Linked DNA regions of Mus musculus: region 1 is linked to region 2. Evidence: chromatin loops called from intact Hi-C (ENCODE). Cell type or tissue: left cerebral cortex. All regions are shown on one strand. Each heading gives the region's core, and the rest is flanking DNA. Links, peaks and the distances in the headings are about the cores only. Region 1 holds the start of Mmp14 (matrix metallopeptidase 14 (membrane-inserted)). Region 2 holds the start of Gm41153 (a long non-coding RNA gene).

Region 1 (15,434 bases), core at 7,435-15,434, 64 kb after region 2:
TCCTTCAGCTGAGCTGACTCAGCAGCTGGGCTGACCCCTCCCTTCAGGCTGGTTTTGGAGGAAGGGAGGGTCAACAGCCTAGGAACCCTGTCTAGGGCAGCAGTTTCTATGGAAAATGGAAACAAAGCCTTGTTATTTAACCCTTCCAACCTGAGGGTCCTGGATCTTCTGGGACAATGGAAGAACTCTGTTGTGCCAGGGAGAGGACACTCCTTGGAGCGCAGACCATGAAGAAAACTTTTTCTTTTTCGTCTCTAGACTCCTGATCCAACAGCAGGGTCTCAGGACTATAAGAACCACCACCTCTCTGCCCCCTACCGCACCCCTTACTGTGTAGCCCCAGCTAGTTTAGATCTTATTCATGTAGACCAGGCTAGCCTTGACCTCCTGCCTCCATAGAGTAAAGATGCCACCATGCCCAGCTTTAGCAGGACCTCCCTAGGAAGGGTCTCCTTAGGTCCTGGGGCCTGTCATTGAACTTCAGACTAATGTGACCATGGGAATACCCTTGCTGAAGGGACAGATTTATGCGGAAACTCAAATGTGGCGAGATCACACGGCAGAATAATGCAATTTAGGAAGATTTTCCAAATGGCCTCAGCTTGACCACTTCCTCTTATTCTGGCAGCCTTGATTCTCAAAGGTAGCCTTTTAAGGCTTTTGGGGGGAGAAATATGGGTTCTTCCAGTCACTCCTCTAACCTCCAGTGGGGTATGACTTGTTCCCCAACTGCAACTCTTAAGTTCTATCAATCTAAGAATAAATATTTATGACAAATACTAAAACCTGCATCATGGGAAATGCTGTTCTTAGTGTCTGCCCTCCCTAGCCCTGCTTGGCCACATCGCATCGTATCCACCCCTACACCCAGCTCGAGTCACACAAAGAATGTGAAACACAGTTTATTCTTCTTGGAAAGGTTGAACAAGGTCAAAAAATGTCCTTAGAGAGCACTGACCCAGCCCCGCCCTGCAGGTTTCTGGGGTCAGTCGCCTCAGCCCCCCTCCACCCCCCACCCCTCCCCATGCCCCTTGTTAACAAAAAGGAACGATTTGAATGGCATTCATATATAATAATTATAATAAAAATATACATTAAACAAAACAAAAAAAAAACCCAAACAAGACAGAAATTTAGCTGGGCTTCCAGCACCGTTCACCCCTATCCCCAACCCCCACCCAGACATTTCTCTCCTCTCCTCGCCTCTCCCTCCACAGGGTCTCACTCTCCCAAGTCCCCAGTACCATGACCGCCTTCAGTGGCTGAAGGAGACTTCAAATGGGTCAACTGGGCGGGGAAGAGGAAGGGCAGGACATAGGTAAAATGGGCTGAGGGGTGCCTGCATCAGGAAAGGGAGGCCACCCTAACCAACAGCACCCAGACACCTGCCTCACTAGGGCAGTGAGGAAGTCTAAGCAAGCCCAGGCTGCTGACAGCCTTCTCTGGTCTCCATTGAGTCCCTGTATGCATGTTCTTCTCACTCCTGTATCAATTCCTACCCTTGCCTTCTACACTGTGAGCAAGGGGACAGAAAGTGGCCAGTGTGGCTTCCCTTAAGGCCCTTTCTGAGACATCCAATAAGATGTGCCCACTCCTGGGGACTAGTGTCCCGTGTGTGCACTGCAGTCTGTGCAGACTCCCAGGCATACACTGCCACCACTACCCTTCGTGTCCTGCCCTCTCTGACTGCTCTCTTTGGGTCCCAGCCCCAGTGACTTGCATTTGAACAAGGTCTTTGTCTGCTTTGAGCTGTGAGGCTCATCCTTCAGGTCCTGCTGTCTCCCCTTGACCTCACTCCACCCGGGACCTTTCCCCCTGGTTTCAGCTCTTCCAGCCTTGAACTTGACATTCAAGGCTAACATTCAGGGGTCAGGGGTCGGGTTTGCCAAGGGTTTCCTCAAACCCATTTAGTCCTTAATGGCTCAGGCTCCTTTGGAAGTTCTCCAGACTGGGTTGGATAGAGGCAGATCTTTGTGGAGAGGAACTTGGCTGTCCAAGCCACCAGACTCTCTGTGAGCTTTTCTTTCTTTCTTTCTTTCTTTCTTTCTTTCTTTCTTTCTTTCTTTCTTTCTTTCTTTCTTTCTTTCTTTCTTTCTTTCTTTCTTTCTTTCTTTCTTTCTTTCTCTTTCTTATCAAAGTCTTTAGGGTAAACTGAACAATCTTTCCACCTCCAAACGTACACTCTTAAGATTCCTTTTAGTCAGAGTGGCGGGAGGCAGCCAACTAGGTACACTTGGTACATATAGGGCTCATATGCCCAGAGCCTCCTGAGGTCAGAGTTCAGAGATTTAAGGTATGTAGTTAGGGGGATGGAAAAGAAGCAGATGGCCCCATTTGGCCGTTGCCTATAAGGTCAGAGGGTCTTGCCTTCAAGTGCAGAGCCTTGACAACATTCAACTAGGGCTGAACACACACCGAGCTGTGAGATTCCCTTGAGGGCCAGAGGCCAACCGTCTTCTGCTCAGCCCTCAAGGGACCCACTTATGGATGAAGCAATGCTGGGGTGAGGGTGGGAGAGGCCAATTAGGGACTGAGAAGGGAGGCTGGAGGGAGGGAGCCCAGGACGGGTGAGAGCAGCCCACCTGCTACCACCTGTAGCCACTGGCCTTCAGAGGCAAAGTCCTTGTGGTAGAAGCGGGTGGGCCAGTGGTGGGGGTCAGACCTTGTCCAGCAGCGAACGCTGGCAGTAAAGCAGTCGCTTGGGCGTCCCATGGCGTCTGAAGAAGAAGACAGCGAGGCCCACTGCCAGTACCAGGAGCAGCAGTAGTACCGGCAGGACCACGGCGGCCGCACTCACAGCTCCACTGCCCTCCTCATCCACCTCAATGATGATCACCTCCGTCTCCTCCTCAGTCCCCTCATCGGGCCGGCCCCCCGAAGGGCAGCCCATCCAGTCCCGCAGAGCTGACTTGGGATACCCTGGCTCTACCTTCAGCTTCTGGTTGTTGAACTTCCAGTATTTGTTTCCCTTGTAGAAGTATGTGAAGACTGAAGGGCCCCAAGAAGACGGATGAAGAGGACAAGAACCAAGACGGGGTGAAGAGGTCGGGGGACAGAGTCCATAAAGGCCCCCGAAGAGAGAAGAAAGCACAGTTAGTGTGAGGCCAGCTAAGCTTACCACTCAGCCCAGTACCAGCTTGGCAGAGTGGAAAGACTGAGGGTACTACACATGAAAACACTTGGCTCTTTCCTGGCAAGCCCCCAGCCCCCACTGCTACACCATCAATGCTTTCCACAAGACCTGCCTTTCTGCTTTTCCTTGGCTCCCCAAGCTTGCCCTTCTCTATAGTTTCCTTTGCTTCACTCACCTTCATCACTGCCCATGAATGACCCCCTGGGAGATTCAGGGATTCCTTCCCAGACTTTGATGTTTTTAGGGTACTCGCTGTCCACTGCCCTGAATTCTTCATTGAACCGGTAGTACCTGGGGGAGGGGAAGGAAAGGGGAGTGGTTGGATACTGGGCGTGCCCCCAGAGGTGAGCAGACCCAGGACAAAGGGTAGCTAGGGTCATGGTTGGGGACAGGGATTTTGAGTAATGAGGGCCTGCAGTGGAAAGAGGCGGAAGGAGGAGGTGGAAGGGAAGGTCCAGGCTGTAAGGAGCCACTAGCAGCCCCTTAATGATAGTGCTTGGTGGCCGGGTGGAGGCCCAGTACTAGGTGCAGGAGGCATCAAATGACCAGGTTTGAAATGGTGACCGGGTCACATCCCACTCTCGCAGCACTAAGAAAAACTGTCTGTTGCTAGGCAACAGTAAAGGATTAGCAAGTTCCTTTTCCAGGGCAACAACCTTGTCGGGGTGAGGCTTTCTTCAGAATTTAGGGATCGGGCTATTTGGGGTGGCAGTGGCAGTAGTTTCTGAGTGGAGAGGCTTAGGGTTAAGGAGCTGAAGTCTTACTTATTGCCCCGGAAGAAGTAGGTCTTCCCATTGGGCATCCAGAAGAGAGCTGCATCGATCTTGTCCGTGGGCAGCCCTCGGCCCAGCTCCTTAATGTGCTTGGGGTACCCGGGTTCCAGGGAGGCTTCGTCAAACACCCAGTGCTTATCTCCTGGGATACGAGAGAAGGGAAGAATCTGGGTCCATCCTGACGGTGGGTGAGGTCTTCGGGAGTGAAGTGGAACCAGTCATCCGGGAAGACCCTTCCAACCAAGTTCCTAGGACTAGGAAATGCCTGGTTACCTTTGAAGAAGACAAATTTGCCATCCTTCCTCTCGTAGGCAGTATTGATGGATGCAGGCAGGCCCCTCCAGAATTGGCCAATGGGCATTGGGTATCCATCCATCACTTGGTTATTCCTCACCCGCCAGAACCATCGCTCCTAGAAACCAGTAAAGATGAGGGAGAACACATTATGCCTTATACCTTCGTCTTCCTCAGTCCCCAAAGCTCCCCCGCTGCCCTTGGTTCTATGGCTTTAGTTTTCAGTCCATTATTATTTCCATCCATTTTCCTCACTGTGAGTCCTTCTGTCCCCTCCAACAATCCCACTTCTCTTCCTCTCACCTTGAAGACAAACATCTCTCCTCGGAGCATGGCCACGGTGTCAAAGTTCCCGTCACAGATGTTGGGCCCATAGGCGGGGTTTTTGGGCTTATCTGGGACAGAGGGCCGAGAGGTAGTTCTGGGTTGAGGGGGCATCTTTGTGGGTGACCCTGACTTGCTTCCTGAGGAAGAGAACAATAGGGGGTGCTTTAGACTTTGGAGCAAAGAGGGCGGAAGGACAGACAGATAAGCAGACAACACCCCTGGAAGGTGTGACGAGGGTGGCAGTGCCGCAGAGATGGCTCAGTGGTTAAAGCATCTACCGCTCTTGCAGAGGGTGGGAGTTTGGTTCCCAGAGCCGACAACCAGTGGCTCACAACCATCTATAACCCGAGTTCTAGGAAGTCAGATGCCTCTGGTCTCTGTGGACACACAGACACACCCTAATAAGAACAAATATTTTAAAAAAAAAAGTCAGTGTAAACAGGCTTTAGAGAAGGATGAAGTAGTCGGCGTGGGTGTGTCCAACAGGTGTGCTTAAAAAGTGGGAGCTGAGGGGCTGGAGATAAGACTCCGTGATTAGGAGCACCTGCAGATCCTAAAGAGGACCCAAGTTTGGTCCCCAGCACTCACATGGCAGTGCCAAGAGATCCAGTGTCCTCTTTGGGACTCCACAGGTACACATGATGCATATACATACATAGAGACAATACACTTAAATATGTAAAACAAAAAGTGCTTTTAAAAAGTGGTAGCTAAACCGGGCGTGGTGGCGCATGCCTTTAATCCCAGCACTCGGGAGGCAGAGGCAGGCGGATTTCTGAGTTCGAGGCCAGCCTGGTGAGTTCCAGGACAGCCAGGATTACACAGAGAAACCCTGTCTCGGAAAAAAAAAAAAAAAAAAAAAAAGTGGTAGCTAATAGAGGCAATGAAAAGTGGTGTGTGTGTGTGTGTGTGTGTGTGTGTGTGTGTGTGTGTGTGTGTGTGTAGAGACTTCACACATGATGGAGGGAAAATGCAGACAAGAGGCCAAGAGAGGACAAGTATAGAGATGGAGGAGCAGGAATGGGGATGGGTAACTCGCCATAAAGTTGCTGGATGCCACGGCGATCGTCATCAGGCAACACGAAGTTCTCTGTGTCCATCCACTGGTAAAAGGGGGCCATGATGGCGGAGGGATCATTGGAATGTTCCAGGCCTAGGGCATGCCCCAACTCATGCACAGCCACCAAGAAGATGTCATTCCCTGGAGGGATGGAGATGGTGAAAACTTGGTTAAGCTCCCTGCCTCTCTACCAGAGACTCCAGTTTCACAGAGAAGCTTGCTGGTCGTGTTTTCCACCTCAAGGGATAAAGTCCTGAGGGTCAGCTTCCTATTTGGTTCAGGAAGCCCAAGGCAGTCACTACCCTCCTCTGGGGGAAGTGGGGTACCTGGGTCCAGATCCCAATCCCAAGAAAACCTACACTGTAGAACTCAGTTTCTCCCAGAAGCTAGGCACCATGTTTGCCTGGAAAAGTGGGCGAGAAGCGAGAGCCCTTGCCAGTCTGTGATTGGTAAGTCAGTCAAGCTGTAATGGCAGACCAAATATACAGAAACAAACAGCTTAAAATAAGACTCCTGCACGCTCTCACTAGGTTCTACAGCTAATAACTTAGCTGTTGCTTGTTCTTTTGTTTTGAGATAGAGTCTTGTTATACAATCTAGGCAGGCCTCAAACTCACAATCCTCCTGCCTCAACACTTAGATTTTTTTTTTTAATTTTATTGATTTATGAGACAGGGTCTCACTCTGTAGCCCAGGCTGGCCTAGAATTTACTACGTAGAGCAGGCTGGCCACTACACCCTGCTAGCTTAGACTCTGGAAGAAGAACCCTCTAGATACAAGTGACTGCACAGGGTAGAACCCGGGGTTCCCTTACTCACCATTTAGATCCTCATTTTGGACAGTCCAGGGCTCGGCAGAATCAAAGTGGGTATCCCCTCCAATATTGGGGCCTGGGAAGTAGGCATGAGCCAGGAACCCTCCTTCACCATCAAAGGGTGTACTGTCGCCGTGGAAACCCTCAGCAAACAAGATCATGATGTCAGCCTGCTTCTCATGTCCCTCCCGGATGTAGGCATAGGGCACTTCTCGGAAGCGCAGTGGCGTGGCACTCTCCCATACTCGGAAGGCCTTCCGAATGGCCTCGAATGTGGCATACTCGCCCACCTTAGGGGTGTAATTCTGAATGCTACATCCAGACGTGAGGGTAGAGAAGGGAAACATTAGGATAAAGGAGGCAAAGTTCCCTCTCCTAGCTCTGACAGAAGTGCCTGCCCACCTTGCCAGACCTGGTTCCCTGCTATTGCATATAAGTATCTCAGCCCAGGGGACAAAAGGCTTAGGGGATCTTCAGGCTTGGGGTGTTGCCACGAGAGTGTATGCTCTTCAAAATGGCTGTACTTCTCTGCAAGATTAGAGCTATTTTCCTAGGAATTAGAGCCACTCTCTAGGAATGGACAGTAGCCCAGGCCACCTTTGACTCAATACAACTAACGGGGAGGGATGCTGCATGTGAAAAACATCTCTAGGCTGGGGGACTCACCAGAAAGTGATCTCATTATGCTGCCACTTGAGGCCCTGAATGGCATAGCGCTTCCTCCGAACATTGGCCTTGATCTCAGTCCCAAACTTATCCGGAACACCACAGCGAGGGCGCCTCATGGCCCTGGGGTGGAAACAACGGGGTCAGTGTAGTATATAAAACAAAACCATCTTCAAAGGGACAGAGTGTAGTGCTGTAGTTGACCCAGGGTCTTGGCCTCTGGTCCCAGGTCAGTGATGGGTGAGGCTTTGTGTGTGCCAGTGTAGGGGAAGGTCAGGTCCTGAGGTGGACGGGAGAGGACACTGAGGCAAGTACAAGTGGAAGCATGTTTGGTATTCAGCACGGTCAGTGGAGGCCAGGAACTTACATCATGGTTGCCAAATCAGCCTTGCCTGTCACTTGTAAACCATAGAACTTTTGCATGGCGGCAATGGCAGCTGAGAGTGACTGGGGTGAGCGTTGTGTGTGGGTACGCAGGTCCCCTGGAGGTAGGTAGCCATACTGCTGCAGCCAGGCCTGTAGGGAGAATGGTGTGGCTTAGAGAACTTCCGGCTTGGTCCAGGGGACCCACCTGCCTCTCCACGATGTCTGCCAGATGTCCTTGACGTCAGTCAGTGACTATGACGGCCTCTTAGTCTGACTCAGGCAGGAACTCTCAGGCTAACTGTTGACTTGAGCTTAGCCTAGACCCCGGGATGGCTTGTTCTCAGGGGTGACAGGGTGCAGACAGATGGAAGGCTGGGAAACCATTGCTCCCGACTGAGCTATGGTGCTCTTGGACATAAGAGCATCAGAAAGTTGAGAGGAGTTTTTAGCATACTTTTAGATTGTCTGTACATGTATGTGGAGGCCAGAGGTCAATCTCTGGTGCATTCCTTGGGAGCTATGACTCACCTATTAGGCCAGGCTGGATGGCCAGCAAGCCTCAGGGCTTGTTCTGCCTCTGCCTCTCTAGCACTGACATTACAAGTGTGTCACCACCACCTCTTTTATACACACACACACACACACACACGCTAGGGGTCAAATCCAGGCCCTCATTCTTGCAAAGTGAGCATTTTGCCACACCTTAAAATGCCTCCTTAGAGCTGGCATTCTCTCTAGCACTTTTCTTTTCTGTGTCAGCTTTTGAAAATATGGCATGTCCCATGTCTTCCCCCCCCCCCCCCCCCAGAGCTGAGGACCGAACCCAGGGCCTTGGGCTTGTTAGGCAAGCACTCTGCCACTGAGCTAAATTCCCAACCCCGGCATGTTCCATTTGAAAACAGGTTATGCCCATGGTAGGCAGAATGGTACAGTGGGGGTGAGGGAGCCTGAACAGGGTGAAGGAGTTTCCGGGACGGAAAGTACCACACTTCTAGGACCCTCACAGCAGAAATATTTTTAAGGAGGGCAGAAAATGAGTCAGGGGTAATGATGATGATGATAGGGAAGCTGTGCTCTTTAGGGTGGTAGCGAATCAACCATAATCCTAAGTAAATACTCTATGACTTAGGAATCTAGGCTTGGAGAGCCAAGCAAGCCATGTTATGTATAGACAATGAGGATGCCTGGATTCTTGTTGGGAGACACGATCCTGATAGCTCTGGTCCTATTTCAGTTTTACCCTTCTTAAGGAGTCCACAAGGGATTTCACACTGTCTAGAATGAGCATTCGGAAGGGAAATGGTAAAAGCTGCCTTGGAGCCCTCATCGCCTGCCTGCCCATGATCATTAGGATGGATCTATGGATCCATATGATGCTCTTCTCCTTCAGACTTAGGCACCCGTGGTGGAGCAGCGCTCTTGTGTGGGGTCTGGGGGTGATTCAGGAGCAGCTGACTTAGGACCTGAGCCCAAAAGGGCAGGAATTGCAACACAGTTCCAGGAAGTGATTCCCTTATGCTGACAAGAGTTAGGGCTCGAGTTGTAAACAACCCAGCCTTTCCCCAGCCAATGAGGTTGGCCAAACAAGCCTAGCATCACCTGTATCTCTGAGCCCTCCTCCGGGGTACAGGATTTTAACCTCTTGTGTGTCAGAGAGGCCTAGCGGGGTGTGTAACTCCAGAGTTGTTCCCACCGATCTGAAGGCTTGCCCTGACCTGTGCTGTGGCCTGTGCCAAGTATGCAGGAAACTCCCTTTGCTCCCAGCCTCACCTGTAGGCTCTGACCCCGGCTGGGCTATCAGCTGCTTCGGGCTTGGGGATAGGGGAGAGTGGGAGTGGCCGGCTTCCCCCCACCCAAGCTGAAACTCAGGAGTGAAACCAGGTCCACAACCCTCAGCAGATGAGGAACCGCTCTTAGAATATTCCGGAGAAGGGAGGCTGGCGGGAGAGACAGGAGTTCCGGATAAATCCCTGTCCTATGAGCCTTTCGAGATGCAGGCAAGTCTAAATAAGCACACTCATAAACCCGGCCCCAGTACCCCGTGGAGCAAAATGGATGCTTTGTCAGGAAAAGGACTCCCCGGAAGAGTATCACAAAGCCAGGAAAGAAACTGTCCCCATCATTTTCTTCCTCTCCCGGACTGGGCAAGTTTCTTTCTCCATCTCTGAGCCAGGCAAAACCACAGACTATGAAACTGGAACCACAGGAGAGGACTCTGGTGTCTGCGGCTGAGTGGGGGAAGGGACAAGCACCAGACACACCAACTGGGAGGAGAGGGCTGTCCTGGAGCTGTGGAGGCTCGGTGAAAGGGATCTAGCTGCCTCAGAACCCCTCTCCCTTCAGCTTGGCCGGAAGACAGAGCAACTCTGGTGGGTGGCAGGACCCGGTTGGCTGGCATTGTCTTGATCAATAACCGCAGGGTATTCCCTATGAGAAAGTCAAGGAACATCTCCCACTTTCGGAGGCTGAGAGGGTGGGGGCTCTCCAGCTCAACATCAAGTCTTGGATCCTGGCCTCTGGATCGGTCCCGCCCTACTTCCCACCCTACTGTGTGCCAGAAGCAAATGGTGGTTCTGGCTCTGGGAGGACCATGACCCACTTAGAGCAGAGCCAGGGCTGCCGCGCCTCCCCTAGGGCACCTACTGGAGGCTGGGGAGGGAAAAAAAGACGTTGGCAGTGGGCAGTTTTCCAGAGGCTCCTTTTGTTAGGCACTCTCTGGGGCTAAGATGGTAGCTTTAGGCCTGGGAAAGGAGCCTGCCTCCTCTCTCTGACAATTGGGTTTGGTTTCCAGTCTCAGGGAGGATTTTACTCTTTCCAGTTTCCATGCACAACTGTGGCCCGACTCCTAGGGCTACACTTGGCCTTTCAGCTCCAGGTCTCTTCAGTGATACAGGCAGCATGTGCCCAGGAGAGGTTCATTCTGAGGGTGCGCCCCGGCCTGGGCCCAGAGAAGAGGGAGTCAAATCCAGACCGTATCCTTCATTTGGGCCCTTCCCAGCCCTTCCCTACCACACCCAGGTCCTCACCAGGCTGAGTGGGTTGGGATGGCCCAAAATAAGAAGCTGATTAAATCCGTCTCCCACCTTCACCCCAAAATAAGAGAGGGAGGGAAAACTTCCTCGGACTACTCCCATGCCGCTTCCTTCAGGACCGGGGTGGGCTATGGTCACGGAAGAGTTAGGGATGGGGGTGGGGGCGCCAGAGTCAGTTGGGACACTCAGGGGAGACCCAGGCCAACCCTCAACTAACTCACCGAGCGAGCGACTCCCCCTAGTCTCCCCGCGATCAATGCAGAAAAATAATTATCAACAACAAAAAGGCCCCCCAAGGCGCCGGTAGGGGTGTGGAGGACGAGGGAGGAGGTGGCCAGGCTGAGCCCCGCTGCTCACAAGAAGAGCTTTGTGTGCGCGGAAGTTCGGCCCGCCGCGATCCTCGACGCCCGGGCCAGCGGCCCGCACCGAGGGCGGTCCAGGGGAGGCGGGTACAGCTTGGGCGCCCCCGACGCCCCCACTTGGTACGGATGCGTCCGTGCAGGGCCTCGGGCACCTGAGCGCTGCCAAACTGAAGGAACAACTCGCGTGTGACACCGGCCCGGACGGCGCGGAGTCCAGTGTCTCTGAGGCTCCCGCCTTGTGCCACAGTGCGCGCAGAGCTTGGAAAAGCGAGGCCCGGGCCCCGCTGCAGAGTTCTTCCAGGGAAGGGAGGAATGGGAAAGAGTCGGTGGCGGCGGAAGGGGGGTTGTTGGAGGCAGGCAAAAGTTGGATCAACTTGCAAGTTTGCAGATGAGGGGAGAAAAAGAAAGGCTGGCGCAGCAGAGCCCCCCCAGAGCCCATCTCTCAGCGGGGGCTGTCCCCTTGGAGACCCCCGGGCTCGCCTACCCGGCGGGCGAAACTCCGGGAAGGGCCGGAGGAGCTCACTTACTTCGGGGCTGAAGTTGCTGCCTTGGGCCCAGCCGAGGGAGGCGAGCGCCGTGCCAAGCGTGAGCAGGGGGAGCAGGAGGCTGCGGGAGGGTCGAGGGGCGGGAGACATGGTCCCCGGCGTCGGGGCGCCGGGCGGTGCGGGCTCCGCGGCGGGGCCCACGCCCTGGGGTCGCGCCGCCTCTCTTGGGGCGCCTTTGTCTTCTAAAGGAACGGAATGTGGATTCCTAGAGCGCGGTCGGCTTGGAGGTGAGGGAATTGCTCCTGGAAATGTCTGTTTGCTCTTCTCTTTTCCGTTTTTTGATCTTTCTTCTGCTTAGTCGGCGAACTGAGTTGGAAGCCCTCTCTGCTCTCCTTTGGTCCCTCCCTTCTCCCACAGCCTCTCCTCCGCCCCCGCCCCAATGCCCTCCTTTTTCGGTGGGGACGTGGTGTTTCAGCTCGAATCCAATTACAGCAGGAGAGAAGGGGAAAAAAAAGTTTGTCTTTTCTGTGGTGCAGGCTGCCATCTGCAGGGGTTGAGGCCGCAGCCGGCAACTAACTAGGAGCCTGGGTGTCCCAGGGGACGGGATGCGGAAGACTTTCTCTTCCTAAGCATTTTTTGGGTGGCCTGATTCCCGTAGTATTCAGCATGTCTCACTTGAGAGTGTTTAAGTATTGGGAAGCCCGATGGCTAGGAATGGTGGAGACATGAAGTCTAACTTGCGAGTGAGGAAGGTTGGGAGAAGGGACATTTACTAACAAGAGGGTTGTATGCTGAGACCTGTGGACAGCCTCCTTCTCCTCCTCTTGCCCCAAAGTTAAGACTGTAACAAAAGCCACATGCCCAACAGCCACCGCAATTACTTTGAATTGGGGGACCGACCCCTTTATTAATGGCTTTTACAATCTGGCTGTTCTATTAAGTGTGAACTGCCTGGGTAGGAAAGGGCTTCAAGGTCACAGGATCGGGGGAAGCCCGATGGATAGAAGTGGTGAAATTTGTTGGAAGAGGAAGGAATGGGAGGTAGGGTTTTGGAGTTTCCTTTAGTCTTTACAGTGGAGACAGTTCCTTCGAGCGCGCAGCTTCCGTGATGGCTGGGCAGGGAGAACAAAAGGAGAGGCAGACAGGGGAGAGGGAGGCCAGGCTGCGCTGGCTCTCCGAGAGGGAGACAGATAAGAGGTTGACAACTAGATATGGAAACACACCAGCAGTGGGACAGAGGCAGGAAAAGTGTGGGAGACAGAAAACTCGACCATCAGCGAAATGTAAGATCCAAGAATTGCATTTGGTCAGCGAGAGGAAGGCAGTGGGGAGAGGGAAGGAAAGCAAGCAAGGGAAGCGGTAAGGGAAGGGGGCAGGAATAAAGCCAGGTAGGAAGCTGCAGAGATCCACAGCTGCCAGCTTTGTGGTGGATGATGGGAGCCAAACACGGAGCACTGGAACGGGAACAAAGGTCCTTGCCTCCAGAATCCAAGGGAGGCTCACGATCAATACAATGAATGGTTGCTAGGTCATGGGCAGCGACCTTGTGTGTGGGGGTGGGGAAGCAAGGACCCTCTTTAACCTCTGGAACTTAAGTCTGATTATTACTCCTTCAGCAGAAGACCCCGAGTTTAATCCTTCCTATATCTGCCTTACAGTGTGAGTGTCTCCTGGACCATGTACCCAGATACTAGCTGCTTGTTAAGAAAGGGACTTCTAACAGGTATGGTGGCACATGGCTTTAAATCCAGACAGAGGTGGGAGGATCTTTGTGATTGCCAGACAACTTGGTCTACCTGGCCAGTTTCAGGACAGCCAGTGCTACCGTGAGACCATGTCTTAAAAAGGAAAAAGATCCTCAGGTGGAAAGACCTTTTCAAGAAAACATTAAATGCCAACTGTATGCATCTGAGCTGTGCATGGTCTCTTAGTGACAAGAGTATGAGGGTGAACCAGGGAAACTGCTGCTGCCCCTTTCTTCTCTCACAAAGCAGTTGCTTGTGGTTGATTAAAAATCCCAAGCAGGCCAAGTGATAGGTGGTGGTGTGCTTAGCTTTTGTTAAGGCTCTGGGCACGTTCTTCAGCACTAGGGGCAAAATGATCCCAGAGCAAGATCTGGCTGAACTGGAATGGGGAGGACTAAGGGCACTGGGCCAAGCCTGGCAGGCAGTGATTTTAAGGTCTTTTGCTATCAATACAAGTGGTGGGGAAAATGACTTGATAAAGCATTCAGACTATAGAAAAGAAAGCCAGAGAGAGTCTGGGAAAGTGGGGCAGGAGCTGCTTTTTATTGATTCGGAAGTGGGCTTCTCAGTAAAGTCCCTTTAGGTTTGAGATCATGTTCCTTCTTCCTTTCTTCCTGCAATTTCTGCTGCCTGAGCTTCCATGCCTGTATTCCAGCATCCATTTCCTGTGTCAGCAGTACAACTCGTCTCTGAAACAGACAGGAAGAGAGTAGGTGACATCTGGGGCTCAGGCATATGTACCACTGAGCAGGTCTCCCCCTCCCCCCCCAAAGCCAAGTGTTCAGCTGGATACTGATGCATCACGCTGACGGTGTGAAGCTGAGGAAGGTCAGCTGTTGGTTTCTGCAGAGTGCCCCGCTCCAGTCTTCCCTTCTCAGTCGTAGTAAAACATCAGCTTGGCCAGGTAGGGGGATACATCCTTTGATCCTAGTACTTGGGAGGTGAAGGCAGGCCCATCTCTTGTGAGTTTGAGGCTGGCCTGGTCTACATGCCTCATCGAAAGAAAGAAAAGGGACTGGAGAGATGGCTCAGAGGTTAAGAGCACTGATTGCTCTTCCAGAGGTCCTGAGTTCAAATCCCAGCAACCACACGGTGGCTCACAACCATCTGTAATGGGGTCTGATGCCCTCTTCTGGTGTGTGTCTGAAGACAGCTACATTGTACTCATATAAATAAAAATAAATAAATCTTTAAAAAGATAAGTTAGTTGGGTGTAAGGACTGGAGAAATGGCTGCTGCTGGTGTGCCTGCCTAGCAGGCAGGAAGCCCTGGATTTTATCCCATGCACTGCCAAACAGTAGCTCAAGTACAACACAACTTAAAACAGATTCTAATTTATGGGGCTGTAGAGATGGCTCTCTGCTCTTGCAAGGGACAAGGGTTCAACTCCCAGTAGCCACCCCAGAGCTCACAACCATCTGTAATTCCAGTTCCAGAGGATCTGACACCCTCCTCTGACCACTACAGGTACCACGAACACATATGATGAACATACATTGATACAGGCAAAACACATGTATATAAAGTAAAAATCAATCTTAAAGAAAATGAAGATAAATGATGATTTAAATTTTCCTCCTCCAGTCATAAACACAGCCTTTGGCAGAGTCCCAGCTACTCACTGCAAGCTTCTCCCTTTGAGCTTTTCTTCGAAGTTGGCCTTTCATTGGGGGTGCAGGGCGGCCATCTACAGACAAAAGTAAACAAAAGGCATAGTGTTAAATGTGGTCTGGGGATCCTGTCCAAACACTGGTGTGATAGGGATTGGAGAAGAGTAAGCCCCTAGCTCCACTTTTCCAGGTCACCCTGACTATGGTTGGTTGGGTGGATGCTGGCGTGCGTGAGGCTGTAGGTTCAGGGCCCAGTTCTGCTCATCAAAAACAATACTGAGGAGGATCCCAGTTCACAACCACAACTAAAACTCACCTAGCCTCAGAGGTGAGGTCCAACAGAATCACGAAATGACTTCATAGGCACGCTCTTCCTATCATTTAACCCTGTCATTAGCATGGACCTAGGGCCGTCTGCCAAGCTGAACTCACTTTTCTCTTCAGAAACCCTTCACTCAATGTGTCTCTTTGCTAAACTTCATCTCATTGTATAATGAAATATAGGGTTTTTTTTCTCCCTCACTCTTGATTTTTGAGGCAAGGTTTCACTATGTAGCCAAGGCTATCCCCTAGCTCTCAGTGCTTCTGCCTCGTGAGTGCCGATTGCAGGCATGCGTCACTACTCTCTTTTAATTTTGCTTTTTTTAAAGTTTTATTTTTATGTGCTTGGGTGTTGTGTTTGTATGTATGTCTGTGCACCATGTGGGTGCCTGGTAAAGGTGGAAGTGAAAAGATGACATTGGATCCCCTGGAACTGGAGTTACAA
Region 2 (15,881 bases), core at 5,364-13,363:
ACCTCTCTAAGCCCACTGAGATTGTCAGGCCAGGCAGGGTGAGACTGGGAGAAGGATCAGTTGAGTCCTGGAGTTCAGGGCTACAGTGCATTAGGCCACTGAGGACCACACTAAGTTCAGCATCAATGTGGTGACTTCCTGGGAGTGAAAGACTACTAGAATTGCCTAAGGAGAGACAAACTGGCCCACGTCAGAAATGGAGTTAGTGGCGGTTTGAATGAGAGTGGCCTCAACAGGCTCGCATACTTGAATACTTAGCCCCCAGTTAGTGGAACTGTTTGAAAAGGATTAGTAGGTGTGGCTTCATTGGAGGAGGGATGTCACTGGGGGTGAGCTTTGAGCTCTCAAAAGCCCAGGCCATTCCCAGCGGGCTCTCTCTGTTTCCAACTTGTGGATCAGGAAGAAACCTCAAGCTACTGCTCTAGCCCCATGCCTGCCTTCCTACTCCTCCACTGTGCTCCCCACCTTGACAGTCATGGACTAACCCTCTGAAACTGTAAGCCCTGATAAACTTTCTTATTAGTGGTTTTGGTCATGGTGTTTGGCATGCAATAGAAGAGTAACTAAGATGGTTCAAAATTTACTTTCTGATTAGTAGTGGGGCTGTGCCTGTAAATAGCCACTATACCCCAGCCTAGGCAACATAGTAAGACACTGTCTCCTCAGAACAAAGTCAAAACCAAAAACTAACCAAACAAACAAACAAACAAACAAACAAACAAACCCCAAACAAGACAAAACACCCCAAAACCAAAACAACAACAAAAACTGTGAGTTTGTTTTTCAAAAGAGCGTTTCCCTATGTAGCCCTGGGTGTTCAGGACCAGGCTGGCCTTGAACTCAGAGTTCTGTCTGCCCCTGCCTCTCAAGTGCTGGGATTAAAGGTGTGCACCACTATTTCCAGCATGCCAATATATTCAAATTAGCAGTGAAGGAGTTCCTACTCATTGGAACATCATAGTGTCTTTATTTATAATAACTAATAAACAACATAATCTGGGATCACTCAGGTGTATATTATCCATGGTTGACAGAAATGTCATGTGGTGCATGACTGTGCTATGTCTATGCTTAAATTGCTCTGAACAGAAACCTCACATATACAGCTTGTCTGTATAGGATTATCAACTTCAATGAAAGATTTCTTTTTTGGTTGGGAGAGTTGCTTCCAGATCCTTATGTATTCTATAAGCACACTGAAATACACCCCAGCTCCTTTGTTTTCAGACAGAGTCTTGTAGCCCAAGCTAGCTTTGAACTTGCTATGTAGCTGGCCATGACTTGAACTTATGATTCTCCTGCTTTTACCTATTGACTGTTCAACTTCATGGGACATGGTGTCTGATTTTCCTTAGTGACGGGGATAGAACCTAAGGCTTCCTGTTTGCCTGTTGGGCAAACACTCTGCCAACTGAGCCACATCTCTAGTCCCAGCTTTTATCTAGTCCCAGCTTTTAGCTCCTTTAATCAAAAGCCGTGTGCATGGGTTAAGATTAAGGCTGTAGCCTGAGCTGTCTTCAAACTCTTTGACAGTCTTGCTTCAGCCTCCAGAGTGCTAGGATTATAGGTAGGAGTCACCATGCCTGGCTAAAGGTGAGCAATTCTTGAAGTCATAAGTATTTTATTTAGAGAGAAAGATAAATTTGTTTTGTTTTTTATGACCTGTGTGGTATATGCACCAAGCAAGATTTCCAAGCAGGTTTTTACTGCTCCCCACCTTATTGCTTTACGACAGGGTCTCTTGTTAAAATAGAAGTTCACTGTTTCAGCTAGGCTTGTGGGCTGGCCATTGGGTTCTCAGGATCTGCCTGTCTACATTCCCCCAGTGAGAGCCACAGGAGAGTGTAGCAGGTGCTGGAGATTTGAACATAGGTCCCCATGCTTGCAAAGCAAACCCTCTTACCCACTGAGCAGCCTCACTATCACTCCTAAGTTTTGTTTTGTTTTGTTGATTTTTGTTTGTTTGGTTTTGGTTTTTTTGGACAGGATCTTATGACCTTGAACTCTCTCTATAATTGAGGAGGTCCTTGAATTTTTTTTTTAATTGGGTTGGAGCAGTGGTGGTTGAACTAGTGGCCTGCCTCCTTAATCTCAGTACTCAGGAGCCAGAAGTAGAGAGACCCTGTCTTAAAACAAAACAAAACAAAAACCCAAAAAACAAAACAAAACAAAAAAACCAACCAACCAGCCAACAAACAACAACAACAAAAAACCTACTAGCTGTTATTCCAGAGGACTTGGGTTTAATTCCCAACACCACTCAGAGGGCACAACATACTTGGTGCACAGATATTGTTAGTGTTTGAGAATTGCTGAAGGAAGAACCCAGACTCAAATAGTATGCAAGAACAAAGAGCATTTATTCTGCAGAAACAACCAGCATGCAGGTGTCTTCACCACTTCAAAATGACGACCCAGACAAAGACACTCGAGCCCCTTTTATAATAGGACTGCTATTAAATCTTTTCTGATGGCTAAACTACAATGAGAACTCTGCCAGTCTTCAAGTGTCATGTGTTAACTGCTTCTGAGACAGCAAACAGGCATCTAAAACCTACAGCACATTCCAAAGCCATCAACCAAAGGTCATGAAAAGGGAACTAAGTATTTACTATAGGTGCAAGTTTAGAAGACAAAAATCTTAACTGGGTTTATCTATACAAAACGTCAAGGATAGCTTAGTTATGGTCTCCATGAATCTGTAGAGCTAGTAACAAATGATGAATGTTTAGCCAGATAATTACTCTTAGTGGATATGCATGTAAACATTCTCTGTTGTAAACCTCAATTTCAATGTATGACCTGAATTTATGTGCAAACTTGTAGTGAATTTTTTACCTTGTGATCACATACTCTGAGAGAGGTACAAGTGCTGAGAGCAAAGAGCAGAGACAAGCCCTCCCCTTTTTCTTCCTGAAATTTCAGCTTCATTTCAGCTTCCATCAGCCCAGTTACTGCAGAGATAGAACAAAGGCTACTTTACCTCATCCCACCCCTCTGTGCTGTTACTATGAGGAGCTAAACCAGGAACTGCTTCCAGCCTCTGAACAACTCAGACAGGTAGATCTGCTGCAGAAGCAAAGTAACTTAGCATTTTATTATTACATTGCTAAAAGTCAGGTAATTTAAAACCTCAATGATGGGTGCTGGGATGCCCCACATGGGCTGAATTCCTGTGTCATGATTAATTAACCACAGGATGGGCTGCCTAGCACAGATGGCCAATCCTGAGATAAGATATTTCTCATTCCCGTGCCTTTAGGCTGTTCCTTGAGTGAGGTATTTTATTCTCTTTTTTCCGGAATTTGGGGTCTGCTGCTGGAGCAAAGGCTTATGACCTAGTTTCTGAGTGGAGACAAAATGGAATGAATAGGCCCCTTTAACACACATGCAGGCACAACATCTGTACACACATACATAAAATCAATCAGTCAATCTTTTTTTTTTTAATGTAAGTTTTAGGGTTTTTTTTTGGAGGGGGCAGGGTTTATCTGTGTAGCTCTTGCTGTCCTGGAACAGGCTCTGTAGACCAGGATGGTCTCAAACTCAGAGATCCACCTGCCTCTGTCTCCTCTGCCTCCCCAGTGCTGAGATTAAAGGGTGTGCCACTACCACCTGGCACAGAGTGGCTCCAACTCCTAGATATGTTCCTTCCTCATCCTCCAGCATGCTGAAATCTCAGATGTGAGGTACCATATGATCTCTAAGCTATATTTTTTTTGTGTTGGGAGTTGGTCTATTGCTGTGTATAAAAATGCTAAAGTTTGGGGGCTGGTGAGATGGCTCAGTGGGTAAGAGCACCCGACTGCTCTTCCGAAGGTCCAGAGTTCAAATCCCAGCAACCATATGGTGGCTCACAACCATCTGTAATGAGATCTGACTCCCTCTTCTGGAATGTCTGAAGACAGCTACAGTGTACTTACATATAATAAATAAATAAATCTTTAAAAAAAAATGCTAAAGTTTGAATCCCAAGATCTGGTTGTTGTCTAGATGAGTGCATTCTCATGTACACCGACCATTGTTGTGAAAACCAATGTAAAGCTATTGGTTAATAAAAGAGTGATTGGGCAGTAGAGAGAGAAAGACAGGACCTGAGAATTGAGTGAGTCCAGGTGAGACTCAAACAGCAAGTAACAAGGGGGATATGATTTGGATATAGGTAAGAATAGCAGAGACTGCCTAATCTAGGCTTACAGCTTGTAAATAAATACCAGGATTCTGTCTTTTATATGGGCTAGCTAGAATAAATACTTCATTTATGTTTTATATGTCGTTCTATGAAAATTATTACTTATTCACAAGAACTCTGTGTCTTAGTTAGGGTTTTACTGCTGTGAACAGACACCATCCATTTAATTGGGGCTGGCTTACAGGTTCAGAGGTTCAGTCCATTATCATCAAGGTGGGAGCATGGCAGCATCCAGGCAGGCATGGTGGAGGAGGAGCTGAGAGTTCTACAACTTCATCTGAAGGCTGCTAGGAGATGACAGACTTCAAGGCAGTTAGGATGAAGGTGGTTTTTTTGTTTGTTTGTTTGTTTGGTTTTTAAAAAAGATTTATTTATTGTTATATGTGTAAGTACACTGTAGCTGTCTTCAGACAGCATCAGATCTCATTATGGATGGTTGTAAGTCACCATGTGGTTGCTGGGATTTGAGCTCAGGACCTTCAGAAGAGCAGTCAGTGCTCTTAACTGCCGAACTGTCTCAACAGCCCCTAGGATGAGGGTCTTAAAGCCCACACCCACAGTGACACAAATACTTCAACAAGGCCATACCTACTCTAACAGGTCCACACCTTCTAATAGTGCTACTCCCTGAACCCAGCATATACAAACCATTACTCTCTGTGACACAGGAAGTATGTTTTCTTTCTACAAGTGAAGGAAATGACATCTAGAAGGATAAACTGCTGCAGGCCAAGGTCAGCTGACTCCAGAGCCTTCTCCCTTAACCTGAAGACACATCACTTCGGACGTTGTTTCTTCTTTGTAATCAACTACTTAACAAACTGCGACCAACAGTAACCAACCGTCACCCAACAAATATCCAACAAACAAACAACAAACCACCCTGGGGCCTCTTGGGGCCCTAGCATTTATATACACTCTGAAAAGTCCCCAGAATTCCAAACTATTTGCAGCTGCTAAAACCACATTTCTGCTAGAGCACAAGGCAAATCTTAGTCAGCTGCTGCAGATTTCACATACAGCCCATATCACACACCTGGGGCTAAAACAAAAGCAAAGTCCTATTCGTGTGTGTGTGTGTGTGTGTGTGTGTGTGTGGGCACATCTGCCACTATGCACCTGCAGTCAGAGGAGGACAGCTTTCTTTCCTCTGTGGGTCCCAGAGATCAAACTCAGGTTGTCAGGCTTGATCGTTGAGCACAGTCACTGGATGGACCACCTTATCAACCCTGTTTACCTATTTTTTTGAGACAGGATCTCACTGTAGTCCAGGCTAGTGTTGAATTCTCTATGCGACTGAAGGTGACTGTGAACTCCTGGTCCCTCCTGCCTCTACCTCTCAATGCTGGGATCACATGCTCACACCACAAGACCAGTCTTTTTTTTTTTTTAAAGATGTATTCATTTATTATATGTAAGTACACTGTAGCTGTCTTCAGACACCCCAGAAGAGGGCATCAGATCTCATTACAGATGGTTGTGAGCCATCATGTGGTTGCTGGGATTTGAACTCAGGACCTTTAGAAGAGCAGTCAGTGCTTTTAACCACTGAGCCATCTCTCCAGTCCCCAAGACCAGTCTTACTTTTTTTCTTTTTGGAGTATAGGCCTTAGTATGTAGCTTGGGCTGGTCTCAAACCCTCTATCTCCCTGCCTCAGCCTCCTTAGTGCCTGGACCTGGATTATAGGCATGCCCACCAAACCATGCCCATCCCCATGCCTACCCCCCGCCCTTACCTGTCCCCCCCATGTCATTGTGCTATATGTAATTGACATCCATTAGAACTGTCTATATTAAAGTCTCTTATCTATTTTTGATTCTATTTATTTATTTAAGGACAGGGTCTCACTCTGTAGCACTGGTCAGCCCAATGCTTGCTGTGTAGACTAGGCTTACTTCAGATTCATAGAGATCCACCTGCTGGTGTGCTCCACCAAGGCTGGTCAAAGTCTACAATTTGATAGATTTTAATATATATAAACACCCATGAAAACATTTCTTTAGAGGTTTCCTTATGGCCTTTCAAAGCCCCTTTCTTCCAGCTTTTCAATACTTGTCATATGTTGGCAATCACCCATCTGTTTTCTGCCTATCCTCTAGAATTTTATATTGATGGATCATTTAGTGTTGTGGTGGTCTGAATGGGACTGACCTCCACATGCTTAGTCCCTGGGGAATGCAGCTGTTTGAGGATTAGAAGGTGGAGCCTTGTTGAAGGAGGTGGTCATTTGGGGTGAGGGGGCTTGAGGTTTCAGAAGCCCAGGACAGACCCAGTTTCTTGTTCTAATCCTGAATCTTGGGGATCAGATACGAGCTCTCGGTTATTACTCCAGTGCCATACTTGTCTGCCTGTGGCTACGCTCTCCACCATGATGATAATGGACTAACCCCCTGAAACTGTAAGCCAGCCCCAATTAAATGCTTTTCTTTAGTCTTGTATGTTTTTCCTTTTTATGGAAAACGTGTGCCTTGAGGAGGGATGGCTCAGCTGTTAAAAGCATTGGCTGCTGCTCACAACTTTCTGTAACTTCTGTTTTATCAGATCCAACACTCCCTTCTGCTCTTCTTTGTTGACATTAAAATGGAAACCTGCAATAGTTTTAAGATGTGGTTATGCTTATGTAGCTACAGGGGATGAAAAAAATATGGATCCCAACGAAACTTACAAAGATTAGATCCGACCAAGCAAAACCTATCACTTGAGACATGAATGTCTTCACAAAGCAAATAGCCCAAATAATTCATAGACTATCTTAATTACTGACTTCTTTAAAAAAAATGCATGCAAGTCAACTTCAAAAGGGCTAGCCCAAGTGGTCGATCACAAAGAGATGGACAATACATAGACTGGATAGACAATAAATGCAGAGAGCCTGGATAAATACAGAGACTGGGCAATGAATACAACAGCTAGCTTTTTTCAGACTAACCATTCCCCACCCCCCTTAGGGCCCAAACAACAGACAATATAGAAACTGGATAAACCCAGAGACTGAGCAATAAATGCTACAGCTAGCTTCTCTCAGACTAACCATTTTTCCCATGGGGCCCCAAAACAGGAATACTTCACCCCAATGCATCAGAAAACAAATATATATAAGAAGACCATTGTCCCAATCCCTTAAGTTGGGGTGGGAAGTTCTGATCACTTGATGTTTTATGGTTGTTATCATCTAGGGTTTTTGAATGTTTTGCTTAATTATTGTGTATTGATAAAAAAATTTTAATAGAAATTTAAAGTTTTTATTTAATTATTGTATTCTATATTGATAGAAATGTAAGTTTTTTGTTTAATTATTCTATAACAATGGATGTTTACGGGTTTTTTTTTTGTTTAATTATTGTATAGTAATAGAAAATTGAAATCTGCCTGGCACTTACACACCGAAGGGCCGTGCTTTTAGAATGGGAGGGGAATGGGAACTGGACACACAGTGTAGTGGTGGTAATCTGCTATCATCAGTAACCTGGTAACAATAGAAAGTCACTTTACCGCAGACCTAATGCCAGCTTCCCCTCTCCTGGGAAGGACGGTCAGTGGGATAGATACCGGCAGTGATGGCTAGCATCCGGAGCTCCTGTGCCGATCTCTGTCCGCTGGGGCTGTTTTCTTGCTTCTGTGAGTCACTTAGTTGAGAGATCCAGATCCTCACGAGCTGGCTGGATAGCCAAGCGTACAGATGGCTCCCTCTGTGCTCTGCTCAGCGATACGTGGCGTAGGTACCTTGCACCTTGCGAAACATCCTTGGCACTCTTCTTCAGATGATCGGGCAAGTCCAGAGCTTATGAAGGGCAGTCCCTAGAGATGACCAGCACCACTAGCACCAGGGTAAGAGGGCCCGTGAGAACCCCAAGAGGATGGGGAGACAATTGAGGCCCCTGGAGACACAACCAGAACAGGGAAGTGGGTGCTCTTATCCTCTGAGTCGTCTCTCCAGCCCTTCCTCCATTCTGAGACAAGATCTCTCTAAGTAGCTTTGGCTGGCCTGCATACTATATAGACTAGTCTGGTCTTGAATTCACAGATCTCTGCCTGCCTCTGCCTCCTAAATGCTGGGGTTAAAGGTGGCCACTACCATACCCTCTCTGCTCTAGCTTTATAGAATTGGTGTATTTCGGGGCTCAAGAGATGGTTCAGTGGTTAAGAGAGCTTGAGTCTCTTCCAGAAGACCCGAGTTCAGTTCCCAGTACCCATGTTAGGTGGCTCACAACTGCCTGTAACTCTGGCTCTAAGAATTCAATGCCCTTTTCTGATCTCTGTGGGTACCACACACAGCTGGCACACACTCAGATAGACACATTTGAAAAGCATGATAGGGAGACAATGGGGACAGACTAGTGTTGGTACACAGGTAAAATGAGCACAGTATGCTACCTTCTAAGGTCCCATAGGGTTTCACCAGGGCCTTTTCTTAGTGTTTTCTGCCTTTTCTTCCATTCTTGTGCTATTCTCGAGGCAAGGATGGAACTCTGAAGAACTGGGGCCACTTTTATGTATTTAGTGTCTAGGTTTATTTTAATTTTATGCATATAGGCATTTGCCTGTATACATGTCTGTATGCTATGTGTGTGCAGTACCCACAGAGGCCATAGAGGGGCCTTGGATCTCTGGGGACTGGAGTTACACATGGTTGTAAGCTGCCATGTGGTGCTGAAAATTGAACCCAGGTTCTTTGGAGAAGTCTGTGGTTTTAGTTGCTGAGCCATCTCTCCCAGTCCCATGGGACCATTTTTAGTCACCAAGAAGAGCTTCTGCTGTGACCCTCTGGGAACGGACTCTGCTAAACGAAGTGTCCATGAAAGGAGCATGAGATCCATACCGACACTGGACACGTTTGTCCCTCTACGTGTATCTGTGCATCTTCAAAGTCGTCATTGCCCTTCTCCAACACTCTAGTGAGTTCTCCATTCTTCCCCCATTGGTAAAACCATGAGCAATAGTGTAAGAAATTAACCTTTATCCTATAAGTTCCCAAGAAGAACCTGTAGGGCATCCAAATACAAAGGACACTGGAACATGCGGGTGCATCCAAGCTTTCTCTGCCGGACAAACACCATAGACGTATTGAGAAACATGATGTAGGCTCAGCTTCTTGCTAGGAGGTGTGGGAACTGTCTCTTCTGTCAGGCATTTGGGATGCCTTAGGGAACTTTCCAGAGCTTGGTGGAAGGTGGGATGCCATCACCCTTCCTATGAGTACTTGTGCTTCTCCACCAGCTCTCTGTTTGACCTTGAGTCAGAGGACAGAGTAGGACTGCTCTCCATTACTTGCTGTGTGCGTCCCCTGTGTGATCCTCACAGTTAAAACTGCTCCTTTCTGTGAGCTCTTCTCAATGGATTTTATACTGGTTATCTGCATACATACATACACACATTATATGCATATATATACATATGTATACATACATGCATGCATACATACATACATACTGTACTGGCTAGTTTTGTGTCAACTTGACACAGATGGAATTATCACAGAGAAAGAACCTTCAGTTGAGGAAATGCCTCCATGAGATCCAGCTGTAGGGAATTTTCTCAATTAGTGATCAAGGGGGAAAGGCCCCTTGTGGGTGGTGCCATCTCTGGGCTGGTAGTCCTAGGTTCTATAAGAGAGCAGGCTGAGCAAGCCAGGGGAAATAAGCCAGTAAGTAACATCCCTCCATGGCCTCTGCATCAGCTCCTGCTTCCTGACCTGCTTGAGTTCCAGTCCTGACTTCCTTTGGTGATGAACAGCAATGTGGAAGTGTAAGCTGAATAAACCCTTTCCTCCCCAACTTGCTTCTTGGTCATGATGTCTGTGCAGGAATAGAAACTCTGACTAAGACACAGACATAAACTTCTACAAAAGGCAAGTTCCTGTTGAGATGGTTGTTGTCTACCAGTGTGTGGCCTTAGTTGGGGCAGCTATCTGCTGTTGACTTCTGAGCCCAAACCTTGATGGTATAGGGGTCTGAAATTTGGTAATATGCATTTCATCCTCTTTGTTGTGCTTAGCCTTCAGGAGTAAAGTGGGCAAGTGTCTCACACCAACGTGAGGGTTCCCATAGGTATCTGGGTTACATTCTCAATCACCTGACTCCCTCCATTATCTTAGCTATCTCTGAACCTTCTGGCCACTTTGACTTCCTCAGTGCCTAAGGACAAACCTCCTCTTTCCACCAGATGGCGCTGTGACAGCACTGCCATCTGGCGTTCTGTGGTCCAGAGAGGCCTCTGAGTTTACACCCAGTCTGCCTTTAGGCTCTGCCTCTGACCTATGGGATTATGGGAATCCCAGTTCAGTATCCAAAAATGGCATGGGCATTGTACCACAGGGCTCTTCATACTTGATGTCTACAACCTTTTCTCTTTTAAAAAAGGTGTGTGTGTGTGTGTGTGTGTCCCTCTGGGTGAGCAGTACCTTTAATCTCTTAGTTATCTTTCCAGCCCCCTACAACTGTTTACTAACCAGCTCTTACCCCTTGCTTTATATAGTTTTACCTGGGATAACAGATTTAAGACCAGTGAATTCCAGAGAGTCAAGTATTCCAAGAGTAGGTCTGTTGAGGGGCACCGTCCTCTGCTTGCTTGGCACAGCAGGGGTTATGCTATGCCAGAGTGTGGCTCCAGGCCTAGGAGCCAACCTAAAGGAGAGGACCTGAATTCAGGGGCAGGGTTCTGTGGAGATCCTCCATTCTTTACTGATCACTATGGCAACAGAATGCTAAGACTTTATCATGCTAAAAATATGGATAATTGCCCTTAGGTTTTAATTTGTCAGCTCTCAGCCTTCTAGGTGGGGTGATGGTTTTGTGGGATGTTAGCCTCCAGATTTACTTTCTACACTAAAGTACTAGAGGTTGGCTGGCGACACAGGCAGCCACTGGACTAGGACTTGGCTAGGTCCTAACTCGTGTCCAGAGCTCTCCCTGCCCCAGCCCTTCCATCCCTCAAGCCTATCTTACTTTATTCTTTGGGCCTATGGGAAGGGAACAAAAGAATGATATTCTATTTTTAGGTAGGAGCTGCTGGCTATGGCCCAGTCCCCTATAGTTATCGATTTGGCTGCTAATGTATCTTGAGTGGTGCGGGGACTATTTTTTGTTAGTCATTCTGAGGCTGCGAACCGGACCTCACAGTTGGCTTAGACTCTTCTTAACTGTTATACTCACAGACAGTTTCCCTTCCCTTTTCAGATGGGCCCCTATTTCTGTTTGATTTCCTCAATAGTCCCACCCCCGACTTTCCCCAACCATCCCCTTTCTGAACACTGGGTCTTCTACATCAGTCTTTTTTTACTCTATTCTTCTTGTTTGTTTGTTTTTTTTTTTTTTTTTTTTTTTTTTTTGGTTTGTTTGTTTTCAACACAGGGGTTTGTCTGAGAAGCCCTGGCTATCCTAGAACTCACTCCATAAACCAGGCTGGCCTTAAACTCAGAGATCTGCCTGCCTCTGGCCCCCAAGTCTGGGATTAAAGGCGTGCGCCACCACTGCCCGGCCTCTTACTCTGTTCTTACTTCACTGGAGAGAAAGACAACACGGGTGTAAGGAAACATCTAAGACAACTTTTGCGGTACTTTTACCCCATATAAGGTGGCAATGTCTAGTACATAACAGCTGGTGCCACTGTGTGTGACTCAGCGCTGTTACTCATCCCTCCGTAGGGGGCGGTTAGAGTAGAGAGAAGCTGGCAATGAAGAGTCCCTGTCCGGGCTAAGATAGAAGAAACCTCCCTCCAGTTCTCCCACCTGAGTACAGGTAGGAGGATTCAGTGAGACTCTGACCCAGATCCTTTCCTGGAACAGCTAGCATTATCCAACTAACCCTCGGTTCTAAATAGGCTTCTCGCTTGACTTGGGCTCTGTTGTAGGTTGGCTTCCTGTCGTTTTGACTAAACACTAGGCAAAAACAAGTTGGGGAGGAACGGCTTGATTTCATCAGTGATGTCCTCCACCATTGAGGGGATCCAAGGTGGGCACTTGAAACAGAAACCACGGAGGGACCGCTTCCTTCCCGGATTGCTTCCCCAGGTTTGTTCAGCCTCCTTTCTTAGACAGCCCAGGCCCACTTGCCTAGGGATGACCCCGCCTACAGTGGGCTGGGCTTCCTCCTTTCTTAGACAGCCCAGGCCCACTTGCCTAGGGATGACCCCGCCTACAGTGGGCTGGGCTCCTACATAAATTAGCAATTGAGACAATGCTCCACAGACATGTAACTAGAGGCCAGTCTGGTCCACTCAATTTTTCAGCTAATGTTCTCTCTTTCTAGGAGTGAAAGGTGACCGCAAAACCTAATCAAAGACGTCTCCTACTGTATGCTTATGTCTCTTCTAAGACAAGACCTTCCTTTGGTTTGCTGTGTTCCTGAGCTGGGGAGTTTGATACCTAGCACCATGTTTTGTAGCTTACAAGTGCTACTAACTCCAGTTCCAAGGGATCTGATGCCCTTCTTTGGTTTCCTATGGTATCCACACAGGTAACATTCAAACACGCACACATACCACACACACTTGCACACACATGTGCTAAATCTTTAAATAACTATGTTCTTTTGTTTGAGACATTGTTTTGTTATGTAGCTTGGCTGGCCTCAAACTCATAGTACCCAGCCCTGCTTCAGTCTTTCACGTAATTTTTATTTTATTTTTATTTTATGTGTATGAGCATTTGCCTACATGTTTGTCTGTGGACCATGAGTGAGCCTGACAGAAGAGGTCAGAAGGAGGGGGGCATTTGAGTCCCTGGGACTGGGGTTAAATATGATTGTAAATCACCATGCAGGTGTTGGGAACCAAACCTAGGTCCTTTGCAAGAGCAGCAAGTGAGCTTAATTGCTGAGTCATCTCTTGAGTTCTGGGATTACAGGATGGTTCACCAGGCCAGGTTTCTTCTGTGTGTGTGTGTGTGTGTGTGTGTGTGTGTGTGTGTGTGTGTGTGTGTGTGTAGACAGGATCCCACACTGTAGCCCTAGCTTGCATAGACTGTGTAGCTCAGGCTGGCCTTAAATCTGTGGCCACTGGCATGCGCTAGTTTCCCAAAGGCTGAGGTTACAGTTGTTTGCCACATCTGGCTTGCAGTTTGCTGTGTTTGTTTTGAGTCTAGGATTCCCTATGGATCCCTAGCTATCCTAGAACTCACTGAAGCCCAAGGTAGCCTCAAACTACAGAGGTCTAGTTGCCTCTGCCTCCCAAGTGTTGGGATTAAAGGTATGCACTATCTTGCATTACTAAAAGGAATAATTCTTTTTTTAAAATTTTTATTAGGTATTTTCCTCATTTACATTTCCAATGCTATCCCAAAAGTCCCCCATACCCACCCCCCCACTCCCCTATCCACCCACTCCCCCTTTTTGGCCCTGGCGTTCCCCTGTACTGGGGCATATAAAGTTTGCAAGTCCAATGGGCCTCTCTTTCCAGTGATGGCCGACTAGGCCATCTTTTGATACATATGCAGCTAGAGTCAAGAGCTTCGGGGTACTGGTTAGTTCATAATGTTGTTCCACCTATAGGGCAGCAGATCCCTTTAGCTCCTTGGGTACTTTCTCTAGCTCCTCCATTGGGGGCCCTGTGATCCATCCAATAGCTGACTGTGAGCATCCACTTCTGTGTTTGCTAGGCCCCGGCATAGTCTCACAAGAGACAGCTATATTTGGGTCCTTTCAGCAAAATCTTGCTAGTGTATGCATTGGTGTCAGCGTTTGGAAGCTGATTATAGGATGGATCCCCAGATGTGGCAATCACTAGATGGTCCATCCTTTCGTCACAGCTCCAAATTTTGTCTCTGTAACTCCTTCCATGAGTGTTTTGTTCCCAATTCTAAGAAGGGCCAAAGTGTCCACACTTTGGTCTTCGTTCTTCTTGAGTTTCATGCGTTTATCAAATTGTATTTTATATCTTGGGTATCCTAAGTTTCTGGGCTAATATCCACTTATCAGTGAGTACATATTGTGTGAGTTCCTTTGTGATTGGGTTACCTCACTCAGGATGATGCCCTCCAGGTCCATCCATTTGCCTAGGAATTTCATAAATTCAAAAAGGAATAATTCTAACCATGGTGTTTATTCATTTAATCTTCACAATTGGGTAAGGTAAATTGTCTTTTCTACATTGTAAACAAGGAAACAGATTTGAAGAGATTAACTTAAAAATATTCTGTGGGTTTAATAAAAACCTTCACCAGTGGGATATCTATCTTATCTTAATTGATAGATAGATAGACAGATAGATAGATAGATCAATTGATCGATCAGTCTTGGTCATGGTGTCTCTTCACAGCAATGGAAGCCCTAACTAAGACAGTGGGAAAGAGTTTATCATGTGTGAGGCCCTGTATTAACTCCACTGCATAGGGTTGGGGGAGATGTGGGAGCTGGCTCAGTATATAAAAGCCATTGCCACCAACCCTGAGGATCTGAGTTTGATGTCTGTCTTTTATTGCTGTGAACAGACACCATGACCATGGCAACTCTTATAAAGGCAAACATTTGATTGGGGCTGGCTTACAGCTTCAGAAGTTCAGTCCATTATCATCATGGCATGAAGCATGGCAGCATGCAGGCAGACTTGGTGCTGGAGAAAGAGCCAACACTTCTACATCTTGATCCGAAGGCAGCAGAAGGAGACTATGTGCCACACTGGGTGTAGCTTGAACATAGGAGATCTCAAAGCCCACTCTCACAATGACAATTCCTCCAGTAATTCCACAACTACTTCAATAAGGCTATATTTCCTAAAAGTGTCACTCCCCATGGGCCAGGCACTCATAACTTGAGTCCAGTGTGGGAGGGTGTGTGCACACCTATTCAAACCATCACTATAGCAGATGTAGATAAAGGTGACACTTCCCCAGGAACTCTAAGGCACCCACAGTGGTGTTAATAGGCAGGTGAGAATTAATAGAGGATCTTGAAGTCAGATCAGTTATATTGGAATCAAATTTGCCAACAGATTATGGGGTAAGTCTCAGTCTGTCTCTGTCTCTCTTTCTTTCTCTATAGATAGATAGATAGATAGATAGATAGATAGATAGATAGATAGATAGATAGATAGAAGATCTTGGTCATGGTGTCTCTTCACAGCAATGTGAACATTTAAGCAAGGACATTTAATTAAGGCTGCTTACAGGTTCAGAGGTTCCATCCATTATCATCAAGGCAGGAAACATGGCAGCATCCAGACAGGCATGGTGCTGGAGGAGCTGAGAGTTCTACATCTTGTTCCAAAGGCAACTAGAATAAGACTGTCTTCCAGGCAGCTAGGAGGAAGGTCTCAAAGCCCACCCCACAGTGACACACTCCCTCCAACTAGGCCATACCTACTCCAACAAGGCCACACCTCCTAATAGTGCCACTCCCTGGTCCAAGCAAATTCAAACACTTGAGTCTATGGACCAAACCTATTCAAACCACTATACTCACTAAACTACCCAGCTCTGATCCCTCTTCCTTCTGTCCTCTGCCGGTCAGAAAGCCAGTCTTTTGAGAATATAACTTTCCTAGATGGAGTTAATATACCTTCCTAGTATTGTCCAATGGTGGGTCTCATTTTGTGTTTTGTTGGCAGTGAGTTTTGTTGTTTTGTTTGTTTAATGAGGGTTGCTTAGGAGAGGGTGGGCGAGGGGTTATTTACATAGGCATGGCTACTTCACCATTATACACCACTAAGGAAAATGTCTAAATGTCTGTCTCTTCCTTTTTTTTTTTTTTTTTTTTT

The links. A loop is a pair of places that touch in the nucleus more often than their neighbours do. Peaks named below come from ENCODE experiments on the same cell type or tissue, not always from the same donor. Only the 100,000 strongest peaks of a DNase experiment are listed, where the experiment ranks them.
Region 1: a loop joins it to region 2, with 3 times the contacts of the local background. A loop is called at or near these places in 3 of 42 quality-filtered maps.

What each region holds. Positions count from the first base shown.
Region 1 is chr14:54,427,895-54,443,328 of GRCm38, reverse strand. It overlaps Mrpl52 (mitochondrial ribosomal protein L52), which reads right to left. Exons shown (of 5, transcript NM_026851.2): 4 at 14,681-14,745; 5 at 13,579-13,747. The coding sequence ends at 13,601. It overlaps Mmp14 (matrix metallopeptidase 14 (membrane-inserted)), which reads right to left and starts at 11,731. Exons shown (of 10, transcript NM_008608.4): 1 at 11,356-11,731; 2 at 7,436-7,584; 3 at 7,069-7,191; 4 at 6,407-6,714; 5 at 5,567-5,728; 6 at 4,504-4,664; 7 at 4,180-4,318; 8 at 3,898-4,048; 9 at 3,309-3,424; 10 at 873-2,988. The coding sequence starts at 11,463. The coding sequence ends at 2,657. In left cerebral cortex, for the core only: a CTCF peak has its summit at 11,858 (motif pointing left); DNase peaks (open chromatin) are centred at 10,089 and 11,807; H3K4me3 peaks cover 2,265 bases; H3K27ac peaks cover 1,191 bases.
Region 2 is chr14:54,488,895-54,504,775 of GRCm38, reverse strand. Gm41153 (a long non-coding RNA gene) reads left to right here and starts at 11,863. Exons shown (of 3, transcript XR_874629.1): 1 at 11,863-11,929; 2 at 12,042-12,201; 3 at 12,440-12,463. In left cerebral cortex, for the core only: a CTCF peak has its summit at 10,349 (motif pointing right); DNase peaks (open chromatin) are centred at 10,355 and 11,815.